2 separate regions of the Homo sapiens genome follow, and region 1 is linked to region 2. A link is an interaction called in ENCODE POLR2A ChIA-PET data of the cell type or tissue named here. Cell type or tissue: PC-9. All regions are shown on one strand. Each heading gives the region's core, and the rest is flanking DNA. Links, peaks and the distances in the headings are about the cores only. Region 1 overlaps LOC102723870 (a long non-coding RNA gene). Region 2 has its middle 11 kb from the start of NHSL3.

Region 1 (5,322 bases), core at 323-5,322, 120 kb after region 2:
GACGGGGTTTCACGATGTTGGCCAGACTGACCTGATCTCAGGTGATCCGCCGGCCTCGACCTCCCAAAGTGCTGGGATTACAGGCGTAAGCCACTGCGCCGGGCCAAATGTGGGCTTTTTATAAGGCGTCCACTACACACGACAGAAAAATGCCTATTTCCCCCTATCGCCCCCAGAGTCTAGCTAATCTAGCTTTAGGAGTGTCTGGTAAATCCCAGGCCTCTCCGACGGGGGCGGTGGGGGAAGGGGGGTCTAGCTGTTAGACTGAATAACTTTCCAGGAAAAGTAGTTGTGACGAAAAACAGGACTGAAAAGGAAGAGTTTCTACCCCTTAATCTCGCTCACTGGCATAGTCATCCCTGAAAATAATATATAAAGTCATGGTTTATAGAGGGTTCACTTGCTTGAACGTGATATCCATTGTTTAGGGAGAAAAAACCCAGGCTTTTTTATCTATTTGTTACTTTTTTAATAGACAGTGTCTCACAATGTGGCCCAGGCTGGAGTGCAGTGGCGCAATCATAGCTCACTGCAGTTTTGAATTCCTGGGCTCAAGGGATCCTCCCGCCCCAGCTTCGCTTCCCAAATAGCTGGGACTACAGGCCTGTGCCACCATGCCCGCCTAATTTTAATTTTTTGGGTTTTTTTGGTGGAGGTAGAATGTCACTGATGCCCAGGCTGGCCTCGAACTCCTGGCCTCAAGTGATTCTCCCACCTCAGCCTCCCAAAGCGCTGATATTACAGGAGTGAACCAATGTGGCCATATCTCAAGGCCTTCATTTTTTAACACGTGGTGCTAATACTTTCAGCTGGGGTTTTCAACTCCTGGGTTTTTTGTGGACTTTTTCCTCAGTATACAGAAAAAGTTTAAAATCAATTCAGATAGGCAACAAAAGGCACAGTATCTTTTCTTTTGTTTTTTGAGAAGTTTCACTCTTGTTGCCCAGGCTGGAGTGCAGTGGCACAATCTCAGCTCACTGCAACGTTGCCTCCTGGGTTCAAGCGGTTCTCCTGCCTCAGCCTCCTGAGTAGCTGGGATCACAGGTGTGCACCAACACGCCCGGCTAATTTTTGTATTTTTGGTAGAGACGGGGTTTCACCATGTTGGCCAGGCTGGTCTTGAACTCCTGACCTCAAGTGATCCACCTGCCTCGGCTTCCCAAAGTGCTGGAATTACAGGTGTGAGCCACAGTGCCTGGACTCAGCATGTAACCTTTTAAAATTATGCAAGAAAATAAAAAGAAAAAAAATTATGGGCCAGTCATGGTGGCTCATGCCTGTAATCCTAGCACTTTGGGAGGCCGGGGCTGGCGGATCATCTGAGGTCAGGAGTTTGAGACCAACCGGGCCAATATGGCGAAACCCCATCTCTACTAAAAATACAAAAATTAGCTGGGTATGGTGGCCCATGCCTATAATCCCAGCTGCTTTGAGGCTGAGGCAGGAGAATCGCTTGAACCCGGGAGGCGGAGGTGTGAGCCAAGATCACACCACTGCACTCCAGCCTGGGCGACAGAGCAAGACTCCGTCTCAAAAAAAAAAAAAAATTATGCAAGAAAGTACCATTTTGTCATTGGAAGAAATTCTTTTTTGCAGGAGACTGAAGAGATATACTTGTCATGAATGGATTGCAAACATAACCTTCAAGGTGGGAATGAAAATGGTACTCTATCTAAAAGTTGTGTTTTATTTTTAAAGCTTTTTTTAAAAATGGTAATTCTTGAAGAAATAAAGCAAAAGAGAAGTTTGCTTTGTTTCCAAATTCGTCTGAAGTCTTCTTTAAATAATACAGTAGTATTTTCCTGCCTCTCTAGTATTCCATTTAACTGGAACTAAAGAATGACTTAATTCAATTATTTTATGGAATTCTAAAGTGTAGCAATTGAGCTTTTACAGAGCTTGGAGTGTTCTGGTTCCTTTCTTTAAAAAGAAAATATTAAAGCTTGTAAAATTTCAGTATGTAGTATTTCAGTCACGTATTCATTACATAGTTCTTTTATTGGTTTGAAATACTGTGTGAATTCCCAGAATGCAATACCCATAATCAAATAAAATGCAAATGCATCCCAAAATAAAAATGGGGTATTTTAAGACTACTCATTATTTTATTAGAGTGTCGATATTACTTGTCTCTATTAAAAACCTTAGATAATGGAACATGCAGTGTGTCTTGAAATTTTACAAAAATAAATATTTTCCTGGACTGGACACCTCTATTTTTAAATTTTTCCTTAATGATACGGTTGAGAACCAGTGGACTGTAAGGTCAAATAGTCCTACTGCCTCTCCTTGGCATCTATATGGGGAGGACAGAGGGAAACCTTGAATGGGCCCTATTTTGCATGTCACAAACTTTGGGAAGCTTTTATTTATTTATTTATTTATTTATTTATTTATTTATTTATTTTTATTTTTAGAGCCAAGATCTTGCTGTATCGTCCAGGCTGAAGTGCAGTGGCACCATCATAGCTCACTGCATCCTTCACTCAGTGATCCTAAGGCTCAAGTGATCCTCCCACCCGAGCCTCCTGAGTAACTGAGACTACAGGCATGTGCCACCACGCCCACCTAATTTTTAAATTTTTTGTAGAGACTGCGACTTGTTATGTTGCCCAGGCTGGTCTCAAACTCCTAGGCTCAAGCAATCCTCCTACCTCTGTCTCCCAAAGTGTTGGGATTACAGGCATGAGCCACTGTATCCAGCCTAGGTTTTTTTTTTTCAGACGGAGTCTCGTTCTGTCGCCAGGCTGGAGTGCAGTGGCGCAATCTCAGCTCACTGCAAACTCCGCCTCCCGGGTTCAAGCGATTCTCCTGCCTCAGCCTCCTGAGTAGCTGGGACTACAGGCATGCGCCACCACACCCAGCTAATTTTTGTATTTTTAGTAGAGATGGGGTTTCACCATGTTGGCCGGGATGGTCTCGATCTCTTGACCTCCTGATCCACCCGCCTTGGCCTCCCAAAGTGCTGGAATTACAGGTGTGAGCCACCGTGCCCAGCCAGCCTAGCTTGCAAAAATACTTACACCCAAGCCCCACCTGCCCGAGATTCTGATTTGCCTAGGCATCTGTATTTTAAAAGATCCACAGGTGATTCTAATGTGCAACCAAAGTTGAGGATCTCTGGTCTAGGCAGAAATGTTGTTCCCTTTTTCCCTTATGGGCTGAATAAAAATAAGTTTCTCTTTAATAAAGAAAATAAGTAGTTGTAAGTAATATCAACAAGGAAATAAATGATTTTCCCAAGGGGAAAATCAAGAAACTATATAATGGAATTGTGTATCTGGAAATCTGAAAGAGCAAAGCAGGCAAAGTATAAAATTCTGCTTGCAAATGATCTAGCTAAGCGCAAAGGTAAAGGTAAAGGGTATTTCCCTGGTCTCTGGTTTCCTTTTTTCTTTTTGAGACAGTCTTGCTCTGTCACCCAGGCTGGAGTGCAGTGGCGTGATCTCAGCTCACTGCAACCTCCACCTCCTAGGTTCAAGCAATTATTGTGCCTCGGCCTCCTGAGTAGCTGGGATTACAGGCATGCGGCACCACGCCAGGCTAATTTTTGTATTTTTTATAGAGATGGGGTTTTACCATGTTGGCCAGGCTGGTCTTGAACTCCTAGCCTCAAATGATCCGACCACCTCGGCCTCCCAAAATTCTGGGATTACAGGTGTGAGCCACTGTACCCAGCCTCTGGTTTCCTATTTAAAGGTGAGAAAGTATGCAACGGATTTTGATGGTTTGAAGAAAAAAAAAAAAAAAGAAAGAGTAGGGAAAAGTGTTATACTATTTCAGTAATTGCAAAATATTTTGACTTCAAGATATTTTGACTTCAAGAGTCCCTTTGCTTCTATTGCTGTGTGGTTCATTACTTGTTAACATTATATTTAAATATTTTACTTTTTTGGTGGCATTAATACAGTTCTGTGGGGAGAAGGCTGACGTGAAAATGAAGTTTACAGATTCTCGGTGGATTTCATTTTTCTGGCCTATTCATAGGTCCATTAGCAGGAATAGTTAAGAAACTCCTGTATCAAAATTATATGTTACTTATACTTCACAATATATAAAACAGCTGGCTATATACTACCATTTCTGTGATAACTTGAATTTTATCATTAAAACTCTTGTAACTAAAGGCACCAGTGGCCCGTCTGTAACAGCCGCTGCTGCGATGCCAGCTGCAGTGAGGGAAACGCAGCTGAGGCTCACGGCTCCACGAAGCCCACAGGGGCTGGCTACAGGCAGGAGCCCTGCCCCTACTGAATCGGCAGGGCTGGAGTCCCACACTTCTGGGCACAGCTGCAGCCGCCCAGCTGCGGCTCCAGACCTGGGCATCCCTGCACTCTTCAGGGCTTGGGAAGCTCCCAGCGCCCACAGGCTCAGAAGTGCCTGCTCCCATTCCCTGGCCTCTTTCTGCTCCTGCACCTGCTCTGTTGCAGAGCAAAGTTGGGCCAAACCTAGGTGTTGTCGTGACCTGGCCAGGTTGAGCATGCTAGAGGTGGCACTGACACGCCAGCCCCCTGCCACCTCAGCCCCCTCTAAACTTTGGGCACCCATGTGCGTGGGAGGGAAGCCAGTCAGGGGGTTGATGACGGTGGCTTGGTTTGGGCCTGCAGGCGCCCCTTGGCACAGTCTGGGCACCATGGAGGGCATGTTGATGGCAGGAGGCAGACAGGTTCCTGGGTGGAAAAGGGTGGGTTCCCAGTGAAATCCCCCCTTCAAGCCAGGGAATGCCTGAAGCCTGGGGGTTGGTCTGGCAGTTCCTGGTGGAGTCCAGGGCTAGAGTAAGAACTTGTGGTGTTTTCTGGGCTGCCCATGGACACCCACAGACCAAGCAGCATGCACTTCCTCCCTTCTGAGCCCATAAAAACCCCTGGTCTCAGCAGACTCAGCCGGCTGTCAGGACTACCAGCTGCAGGAAGGAGCTACCCGCTTTGAGTCTCCTTAAAAGGACCTGCCTGCAGGTCTCCTCTTGGGTGAGAGCTGGTCATCTGGACACTCATCAGGTCGACCTGCCTGTGGAAAGGAGCTATCCACTTCGGGTCTCCTGAGAGCTGTTCTGTTGCAGAGTGAAGCTCCTCTCTGCCCTGTGGAAAGGAGCTACCCACTTCAGGTCTCCTGAGAGCTGTTCTGTTGCTCAGTGAAGCTCCTTTCGGCCTTGCTCACCCTCCAGTTGTCTGCGTACCTCATTCTTCTCGGATGCAGGAAAAGAACTCGGGACCCACCAAATGGTGGACTGAAAGAGCTGTAACACAAGCAGGGCTGAAACATGCTCCCTGCTCACCACGTTGTGGGCGACGAGAAGGAGAGAAGAGCTGCAGCCCTTCTGGC
Region 2 (5,373 bases), core at 267-5,266:
GAGGACTGCTGGAGCTCGGCAGTTCGAGACTAGCCTGGGCAACATAGGAAGCTCCCCATCTCTACAAAAATTTAAAAATTATCTGGGCTGGGCACAGTGGCTCACGCCTGTAATCCCAGCTCTTTGGGAGGCTGAGGCAGGCGGATCACCTGCGGTCAGGAGTTTGAGACCAGCCTGGCTAACATGGTGAAACCCCATTTCTACTAAAAATACAAAAAATTAGCTGGATGTGGTGGGCACGTGCCTGTAGTCCCAGCTACTCGGGAGGCTGAGGCAGGAGAATCGCTTGAACCCAGGATGCGGAGGTTGCAGTGAGCCGGGATAGCGCCATTGCTCTCCAGCTTGGGCAACAAGAGCTAAACTCCGTCTCAAAAAAAAAAAATTAGCTGGGTGTCGTGGTGCATGCCTGTGGTCCTAGCTACTTGAGAGGCTGAGGTGGGAGGATCACTTGGGCCCAGGAGGTTAAAGCTGCCATGATCGTGCCACTGCACTCCAGCCTGGGCAACAGAGACTCTGTCTCAAAAATATATATGCATTAAAAATATAATAAACACGCCGGGTGCGGTGGCTCATGCCTGTAATCCCAGCACTTTGTGGGGCGGAGGTGGGTGGATCACCTGAGGTCGGGAGTTCAAGACCAACCTGACCAACGTGGAGAAACCCTGTCTCTACTAAAAATACAAAATTAGCGGCCGGGCGCAGTGGCTCATGACTGTAATCCCAGTACTTTGGGAGGCCGAGGCGGGCGGATCACGAGGTCAGGAGATGGAGACCATCCTGGCTAACACAGTGAAACCCCGTCTCTACTAAAAATACAAAGAATTAGCCGGGCGTGGTGGCGGGCACCTGTTGTCCCAGCTACTTGGGAGGCTGAGGCAGGAGAATGGCATGAACCCGGGAGGCAGAGCTTGCAGTGAGCCAAGATTGCACCACTGCACTCCAGCCTGGGCGACAGAGCAAGACTCCATCTCAAAAAAAAAAAAAAAAATTAGCTGGGCTCGGTGGCAAGTGCCTGTAATCCCAGCTACTCGGTAGGCTGAGGCAGGAGAATCACTTGAACCTGGGAGGCAGAGGTTGCAGTGAGCCGAGATTGCACCATTGCACTCCAGCCTGGGCAACAAGAGCGAAACTCTGTCTCAAAAAAACAAAATAATAATAATAATAATAAAGACATATAGGCAGTGCATGATGGCTCACACCTGTAATCCCACCACTTTGGGAGGCTGAGGTGGGTGGATCACGAGATCAGGAATTCAAGACCAGCCTGGCCAACGTGGTGAAAACCCTGTCTCTACTAAAAATACAAAAATTAGCCAGGTGTGGTGGCGGGCGCCTGTAATCCTAGCTACGCAGGAGGCTGAAGCAGAAGGATCACTTGAACCTAGAAGGTGGAAGTTGTGGTGAGCTGAGACCGTGCCATCGCACTCCAGCCTGGGTGACAGAGTGAGACTCCGTCTCAAAAAAAATAAAAAATGAAATAAAATAAACACATATAAATAGACACAAACAAGCTGAGATACACAGCTACACCCCACACACATACATACCACCAATACACCCAAGCATATACTCACTTATACAGAGACACACAGACACACATACACAAATGCATACATTTCCAGATGCACAGACATTCACCAATATAAGAAAAGAATACACACAGACGCTTAGCAGCCCATAAACCACAGACAGGCTGGGTGTGGTGGCTCACGCCTGTAATCCCAACACTTTGGGAGGCCGAGGTGGGCGGATCACGAGGTCAAGAGATCGAGACCATCCTGGCTAACACAGTGAAACCCTGTCTCTACTAAAAATACAAAAAAAAATTAGCCAGGCATTGTGGCAGGAGCCTGTAGTCCCAGCTACTCAGGAGGCTGAGGCAGGAGAATGGCGTGAACCCGGGAGGCGGAGCTTGCAGTGAGCTGAGATAGGGCAGAGTGAGACTCCGTCTCAAAAAAAAAAAAAAAAAAACCACAGACAGATTCAACCAGGCCCCGTAAACAAACATAGATGTAAAGAGGCAAACACTTACAAGTAGAAACACAGTTCCAGGCAAGGAGAAGAGAGGAAAAGGGAACTAATACTTGGTAAGAGCCAATTTTGCAGCAGACAGCATGAGAACAGTTTTACCTGTAGGATCTTTTTAAAATCCTTCCAATAATCTGTAAAGTTGGTAGGATTATCCCTGCTTCATACAAATGCAATAATATACATGCTTATAAAGGCCCAGATAATACATGAGAAAATAGGATACAATGTGAAAGTTCCCCATCACATACCCCTTTCCCACCCCACCCCATCCACTATTAATGAGAAGGGTAGCATAAACCCCTCCAGCCTTTTTCTTTTCTTTTCTTTTTGGAACTGGCACCCAGGCTGGAGTACAGTGGCGCAATCTCGGCACACTGCAACCTCCGCCTTCCAGGTTCAAGTGATTCTCCTGCCCCAGCCTCTCAAGTAGCTGGGATTACAGGCGCCCGCCACCACGCCCGGCTAATTTTTTGTATTTTTAGTAGAGACGGGGTTTCACTATGTTGACCAGGCTGGTCTCGAACTCCTGACCTCATGATCTGCCTGCCTTGGCCTCCCAAAGTGCTGGGATTACAGGCATGAGCCACCACGCCTGGCCTTTTTTTTGTTTGTTTGTTTTTTTGAGACAGAGTTTCGCTCTCGTTGCCCAGGCTGGAGTGCAATAGTGCAATCTCGGCTCACTGCAACCTCCGCCTCCTGGGTTCAAGCGATTCTCCTGCCTCAGCCTCCCAAGTAGCTGGGATTACAGGCATGCACCACCACGCCCGGCTAATTTTGTATTTTTAGTAGAGACAGGGTTTCTCCGTGTTGGTCAGGCGGTCTTGAACTCCCGACCTCAGGTGATCCGCCCACCTCGGCCTCCCAAAGTGCTGGGATTTCAGGTGTGAGCCACAGCGCCTGACTGCCCTCTGGCCTTTTTCTACGCATTTGTATACAAGTACGTAAAGATACAGCAAATTTGAACATTTTCTGCAAAACTGACTCAGAGCAGATAAGAAATTGGACCAAGGTCACACAGCTAGTTAGTAATAGAACCAGGATTTGGATTTAGCTCTGGCTCACTCCAAAATGCTCTTTTTGCTGCCTCAGCCCACAGACAACCACAGAGACCTAAATTCACAAAGGGGAGGCCCAGGGTCGGAGGGAGGGGCAGCATGTCTGGGCAGGAAGGGAAAGGAAGCTGCACAGAGTCTCTGCCTGATTGCTCTGGGATCAAGTCTCAGTCCCTTAGGTGGCTCCCCTGGTCAAAGGATTGTCCCTGTAAATTCCTATTAAGAAGCAGATGTATCCCTGGGATGGAAACCTTTGAATCATTGACTCATAGGTGACCACCAGGCAAGTGACTAAGTGATGACATGCACAGCTGCAGCCTTCAGGACCACGCCCGGCCACCCAGCTTTTTTTATTATTATTTTTTTTGAGACAGGGTCTTGCTGTGTTGCCCAGGATAGAGTGCAGTGGCATGATCACGACTCACTGCAGCCTTGACCTCCCAGGCTCAGGCGATCATCCTCCCACCTCAGCCTCCCAAGTAGCTGGGACCACAGGCACGTGCCATCACGCCCGGCTAGTTTTTCTAATTATTCGTAGACACAGGGTCTCCCTACGTTGCCCAGGCTAGCTATCACATTTTAGCAAACATGTTTTCCATCACTCTCGCAGCTAGATGGGAGGCCCTGAAGAGCAAGGGCTGGCCTCCTTCCTCTCTGAATTTATAGTGCCAGGAGAGGCTTGGCGCAGTGGAGAGGGATTCAGTGGGTGGTTGTTGAGTGGGGTCCACATCCATTTGATGTTCATCTGAGCAGCAAAGTGAGAAAATAGGAGAGATGTGTTGTGGGGCTAGGGTACCCTGGGAAGGCCACTGGTAGCTGTGGCTCCCTCAGGAAGTCACTGAAGGCAAGAACTCCTTCAGGATCTGGCTATCACTAGCCCTGAAGCCCAGGTCGGCCTGTCTGCACAGCTGCCCCTGCTGGGGAAGCAAGTGTCCTCCGGCTCCTCCACATCTCCCTTCAGTTAGGAGCTCTCAGCCCATCTGTTATTAAATATTTACTGTTTCTCGCTCTGCTCAGCTTGGTGCCAGGCCCTGGAGGAGGGAATTGGAGACTAGGGGACAGGGAACTAACTGTCTACAATTAATGATCACTTACCTGTTCCCACAGAATTCACGGAAGCCCTGTAAGTTGGGTTCTTAGCTCTATGAAATGAAGTTGAGAGAGGGAAGACACTGGTCCCAGGTCACAGAGCCAGTGAGCCAAGATCCATAGTCAGGTGTGTGTGCATCCTTCCCCTGCATCCTGCACCCCACCCCACCCCCCAGCCTGGGAGGATGTGGACTTGACTTGAATGAGGCTCAGGGAGGCCATTTCTGAGGTGGGGCTGCAGCTGAAACATGGCCTGCCCCGGTGGATTCTCTACAATAACAACAGCTTGCATTTATCCAGCACTTTCCCTTCCATTAGCTCATTCAGCCCTCCCCAGCATCCCCATGGGTACCTATTATTCTCTCCATTTGACAGATGAGGGATGGAAGCTCAGTGAGCTCAAGTGACTTTCCTAAGGTTGCACAGCATTGCATGGCAAAGCATGAGTACACTTTCAGATCCTAAACCTTCCTCTTGGATCTGTCTGCTGCCTCAGCTTTTCTCCCCTCCAGCATCCTCCGTGCTGCCCTAGAGAAGCTCTCCAAAACACATGTGAGCTTCCAGTCCCTGCCTTCTCATGGCCACAGCTTTGTCTGTGGGTAATTTTTTTGGCTTTCCCTGACTTGTCTACCTTTCAAGCTCCTACTCAGCCTGCAGGTGCCAACTCAAATGCTATCATCTCCAGGAAGTCTTCCTGGATTGATCCAGCCACACTTCAGCACTCCCTCTTTTTATTTTTTATTGTTTTGAGATGGAGTTTCGCTCTTGTTGCCCAGGGTGGAGTGCAATGGCGCGATCTCGGCTCACTGCAACCTCCTGCCTCCCGGGTTCAAGTGATTCTCCTGCCTCAGCTTCCCAAGTAGCTGGGATTACAGGCATGCACCACCACGCCCAGCTAATTTTGTATTTTTAGTAGAGATGGGGTTTCTCCATGTTGGTCAGTCTAGTCTTGAACTTCCAACCTCAGGTGATCCGTCCACCTCGGCCTCCCAAAGTGCTGGGATTACAGGCTTGAGCCACCGCACCTGGCTCAGCATTCCTTCTAAGCATAGAAGTTCCTCCATATAAACCTCTAGTAGAGCAATTATCTTATTATGTTTGTTTGTCTGTCTAACTTTCTCACCAGACTGTGAGTTCCTTAAGGGCAAAGACAATGATTTTTCAAGTCAGCCTCCCCTGCACATAGCTTTGGTACTTGTTT

Evidence for each region. ChIA-PET counts read pairs that join two places held together with the same protein. Peaks named below come from ENCODE experiments on the same cell type or tissue, not always from the same donor. Only the 100,000 strongest peaks of a DNase experiment are listed, where the experiment ranks them.
Region 1: POLR2A ChIA-PET joins it to region 2 with 9 read pairs; 2 of 35 experiments call an interaction of 5 or more read pairs at or near these places.

Annotation. Positions count from the first base shown.
Region 1 is chr1:32,606,423-32,611,744 of GRCh38, reverse strand. LOC102723870 (a long non-coding RNA gene) reads left to right here. Exons shown (of 3, transcript XR_426677.5): 2 at 1,597-1,648; 3 at 2,418-3,196. Among named protein-coding and RNA genes, the nearest start is that of ZBTB8OS, 41 kb to the left of the region's middle. RefSeq lists an enhancer at 4,665-5,165. In PC-9, for the core only: no CTCF peak of the experiment used is centred there; no DNase peak of the experiment used is centred there.
Region 2 is chr1:32,728,072-32,733,444 of GRCh38, reverse strand. No RefSeq gene overlaps it. Among named protein-coding and RNA genes, the nearest start is that of NHSL3, 11 kb to the left of the region's middle. In PC-9, for the core only: no CTCF peak of the experiment used is centred there; a DNase peak (open chromatin) is centred at 3,314; H3K27ac peaks cover 469 bases.